Linked DNA regions of Homo sapiens: region 2 is linked to region 1. A link is a loop called in an ENCODE intact Hi-C map of the cell type or tissue named here. Cell type or tissue: heart right ventricle. All regions are shown on one strand.

What was found. Peaks named below come from ENCODE experiments on the same cell type or tissue, not always from the same donor. Only the 100,000 strongest peaks of a DNase experiment are listed, where the experiment ranks them.
Region 2: a loop joins it to region 1, with 5 times the contacts of the local background. A loop is called at or near these places in 33 of 110 quality-filtered maps.

The regions. Positions count from the first base shown.
Region 1 is chr10:31,866,139-31,868,638 of GRCh38, forward strand. The region is part of intron 3 of ARHGAP12 (Rho GTPase activating protein 12); the gene reads right to left. Among named protein-coding and RNA genes, the nearest start is that of ARHGAP12, 61 kb to the right of the region's middle. In heart right ventricle, no CTCF peak of the experiment used is centred here; no DNase peak of the experiment used is centred here; H3K27ac peaks cover 821 bases.
Region 2 is chr10:32,215,965-32,218,464 of GRCh38, forward strand. No RefSeq gene overlaps it. Among named protein-coding and RNA genes, the nearest start is that of EPC1, 130 kb to the right of the region's middle. In heart right ventricle, no CTCF peak of the experiment used is centred here; no DNase peak of the experiment used is centred here.

The sequences.
Region 1 (2,500 bases):
GAAAGTTAGAAGTAGAAGGTCTACCAGGAAAGAATAGCATTTGAAAGTCAAGAAGGAAAATTTCAAAAGAAGGGAAACTAGACAGTATCAAATTCAAAGACTTCAATACAGGGACTCTGAAAGAATCACTCAATTCAGCAATTAAGAAGTTTTTAAAGACTTCAGCTACCAGCCATGAGGATCTGAAACTACTTTCCTGCCATAAACTAGAAAAGCGAGTAAAATACAGAAAACAAGTATTGTGAGGCATTGTACAACAATCAGCTGCAGACTGTAATCTTTGAGAGAAACAAACAAGGTGAATCCTACCACTCCCAAGCTTTGTGCCGGAAGTGGTTTGCAGGAATCAGCCCAGCAAGGGGAAATCCAGAGTCTAGCAATCTCGGTGAGTGAACAGGACAAACACTGGGAATAATACAAGAAATGGAAATAATTATAAACACCATACAATGAGAAGAGAAAAAGTTGAAGGAAATGCTCCCTTTTTTTTTTGGTCTCAAGAGTTTCGCTCTTGTTGCCCAGGCTGGAGTGTAATGGCACAATCTCGGATCACCACAACCTCTGCCTCCCTGTTTCAAGCGATTCTCCTGCCTCAGCCTCCTGAGTAGCTGGGATTATAGGCGTGAGCCACCATGCCCGGCTAATTTTATATTTTTTTAGTAGAGACAGGATTTCTCCATGTTGGGTCAGGCTGGTCTCAAACTCCTGACCTCAGGTGATCCACCCGCCTCGGCCTCCCAAAATGCTGGGATTAACAGGCGTGAGCCACCGTGCCCAGTCCCTAATTTTTAAAAATCAGGGAATCTAAAGTTGGATGGCATTCTTCAAAACCGATAAACCAAGAAACAGGTGGAATTATGTTTGAAATCTAGAGACTTAACAGTAATTCTAAGTAGAAGCACAGATAATTAGGTTTATTGACAATGAAAGGTAAAAAGTTAGTTTCTAGTAGAAATAAGAACCTTGTTTTCTTTTTTTTGTTTTTTTTTTTTTTGAGACGGAGTCTTGCCCTGTCACCCAGGTTGGAGTGCAATGGTGTGATTTCAGCTCACTGCAGCCTCCACCTCCTGAAGAACCTTGTTTTCTTAATGAATTAGTTCCATACTTAAAATCAGCTTAAATCCTCAATTTTCAAAGTGTATGAGAAAAGAATAGACGAGGACTCCGTATTTGTGAAATACTCTGATCTCTGGCAAAAAGAAAGTGCACATGTTTATTATTGCCTAAACCACTGAAAAATTCAAGGGAATTAACACTGATTGATTACCAACAATTTTCCTCAAGCTTGAAAATATAGGTTCTTGGCATAAAAAATACTTAGCATAAAATACCAAACTAATTTTTACATATGCACAAAATATATATTTAATTACAACAAGGGATGGTTAAGTAATAATGCACTGTCTTTTCTAGCGAACCAAAAATATGTTTTTTTAACAAATACACTCAATGCTGGTGAAGGTGGGATGTAACAACTCTAGTTTACTGCTGGTAACTTTAATCAGCAGAACCTTTTTGGAAAAGTTTGGCAGTATGTTTCAAGAGTTTTAAAAAAATATTTTTAGACCCTTGAACAAACGGAAGAAAATTCCTAAAGACACAAAAATCCCTAACAAAGATGTTCATTCCAGTGTTATTTATAAGAAATAAATCAGAAACAACCTAAACATTTAACAACAGAAAAATGGTTAAGCAAATCATGACTCAACAGATGAGGCAATACTAATACTAGCAGTGAAAATGCTATGAATGATTTCTGATTTAAAAAAAAAAAAATCTGGCCAGGCACAGTGGCTTACACCTGTAATCCCAGCACTTTAGTAGGAGGCCGAGGGCAGATCATCTGAGGTCAGGAGTTCAAGACCAGCCTGGCCAACATGGCGAAACCCCATCTCTACTAAAAATACAAAAATTAGCTGGGCGTGGTGGTGCACACGTAATCCCAGCTACTTGGGAGGCTGAGACAGGAGAATCACTTGAACCCTGGGGGCGGAGGATGCAATAAGCCAAGATGGCGCCAGTGCACTCCAGCCTGGGTGACAGAGCAAGACTCCATCTAAAAAAAAAAAATCTGCATGATCTGCCATCAGCAGGTCCAGGAAAAAAAAAAGTATAAGGGCAACTAAGAAAAGCAGAAAATAAAACAATACAATGAAATTCCAATTAAATTTTAAAGCATAAAGAAAAACTAAAACATTATCAGTTTTCTCTGGATATTAGTATTATATATGTTTTTTTCTATGTGATTTCCCAATTTTATTATAATGAGAATGATCACCTTTAGAGTTTGAGGGGACAAGGATGTGGGGCAGGATAGGCCCTTGTCTAGTCCACCAGACTTACAAAAGTGACAATAGTATTGACCCTATAGAAACTAGTGTTTTTTCACAGGAAGTCAATGGGTCATCAGAATCATCTGAGGTTGCTTATTAAAATTCTTGGGCCACATTCCAGAGTTACTGGGGGTGGCAAGTGGTGATAGTGGCTGGGGGTTAGTCAA
Region 2 (2,500 bases), 350 kb after region 1:
GTGGAGTCACCCTGCACTTAGAATTCTCCAGGTCTGAATTCTCGCTCTGCCACTTCCTAGCTATCCAGCTTTAGACTCATTTATAAAGCTCTTTGTGCCTTGATTTCCTCAACAACAACAACAACAACAAAAGAGAGTAATAATAATAATTGCCTTACAATATTGTTAAGAAGATTGAGGTCATATGTGCACAGCTTTTAGCTCATACCTGGCTGATAGTAAGTACTCAATAAATGGTTTTTTTGTTTTGTTTTATTTATTTTTGAGACAGGGTCTTGCTCTGCTGTCCAGGCTGGAGTGCAGTGGCGTGATCACAGCTCACTGCAACCTCAAACTCCTGGGCTCAAGTGATCCTCTCACCTCAACCTCCCAAGTAGCTGAAACTAAAGGCACACACCACCACATCTGACTAATTTTTTAAATTAATTTATTTATTTTTGAGATGGAGTCTCACTCTTGTCGCCTAGGCTGGAGTGCAATGACACGATCTTGGCTCACTCCAATCTCTGCCTTCCAGGTTCAAGCAATTCTCCTTCCTCAACTTCCCAAATAGCTGGGATTACAGGTGCCCACCATTACGCCCAGCTAATTTTTGTATTTTTAGTAGAGACAGGGTTTCACCATGTTGGCCAGGCTGGTCTTGAACTCCTGACCTCAGGTGATCCAGCCACCTTGGCCTCCCAAAGTGCTGGGATTACAGACCTGAGCCACTGCACCCAGCCATTTCTTTATTTTTTATATTAACAAGGTCTTGCTATGTTGCTCAGGCTGGTCTCAAACTCATGGCCTCAAGCAATCCTCCTGCCTCAGCCTCCCAAAGTGCTAGGATTATAGGTGTGAGCCAGTGTGCCTGGCCAGTAAATGTTATTATTAAGGATTAACTGTTAAATTAAGTAAGAGCAAAGAAGTAAGAAGTTCTGCAGAGGATGGGAGAGTTGTGTGTCTTCGGTGACTGCCCCTGAAGGTTTGTCTTGAGTATTTGGTGTAGTAGATCTGCGTAGACTTGCAAGACACCAAGTTGTCAAAACCACTTTCTGACAGAGAAAATTTTATCCATGATCCTTTTTGTGCACCTTATTGCTATTTCCATCACCAGTGAATTTTTACTTTACAATGCTCATTTAGCAAACATTCCTTATTTTGTTTTATGCATTTCACTTAAGAAAAGAATTGGCCATATGTTCCAAGAAAGAAAAAAAAACCAAAAACCTGTTTTGTACTCCATATGCAAAGCTGCTGTCATAGTCACTGGTTTTGCCAGTGTTTATTGTGTATTATGTTTTGCTTCAATTGACATAATTTCATGCTGCATTAGCCAGATAAGAAGGATTTATGGTGAATGATATCAAACAGTTTCAATCAGCAAAGATGCCAGGTGTGTGGTGGTGGAAAATTGTAATGGGAAGATTCTAACCTTGTTCATAGAGCACGCTAGTTACCCAAAACATTATTTTAACATCTGTTCAAGTCACACTCATTAGCAGGCATTTGCAGTATTGTGAATGAAATACTGATTTCCAAAGACAAGGCATTCAACAGTTGCCTGATTTGGAAACCAAATGGTTCCTGTCAATTTGCATGATAGTGTCAGTATGGCTGCAAAGGATGCTGTTCTGGTTTGACTGAAAGAGTGGAACCTACTGCAGGATATCTAGAAATCTGGTAGGTTTGGGGGTCTCCCCCTTCTCTCCACATCCCATTCATCGCCAAGTCCAGCAAACTCTTCTACCTGGCCATTCCTTCTCTCTCGCATCTTCTCTGTAGGTCCTGCCCGGGTTTAGGTCTGCATGGCTCTCACGCCATCGTCCCTGCCTCTAACATTTTCTACTCCAATGGTCTCTTCACATTGCTCCTGCTTGAATAATTTTTTTTCCAACATACAAATCTGATTACAGGTTGAGGATCCCTAATATAAAAATCTGAAATCTGAAATGCTCTAAAATCAGAATCTTTCTGAGTGTCGACATGACACCAAAAGTAGAAAATTCCACACATAAGTACTTAACACAAACTTGGTTTCATGCACAAAATTATTTACAATATTGCATAAATTACCTTCAAACTCTGCATATAAGGTGTATATAAAATGTTAATGAATAATGTTAATGTATAAATCGTATGGATGTATGAATTGTATAAAATGTATGAATAATGTATAAAATTACCTTCAGACTCTGTTTCGTTAAAACATTAATTAGTTTCATGTTTAGCCGTGGGTCCTAACCCCAAGATATCTCATTAAGTACATGTAAATATTTCAAAATCTGAAAAAATCCGAAATCTGAAGCACTGCTCATCCCAAGCATTTTGAATAAGAGACACTCAACCTGTATTTTACTTCCCACAACAAAGTTACTCAGTGACTCCCTGCTAACCACATGATACAATCTAAACTTCTGGGGTTGGCACACAAAGGCCTTCAGGGTTGCCCCTGCCGTCCTGTGAAGCCTTGCAGGCCCATGTTCCCTTCCACAAGCTTCACCCTCCATATTAGGGAACT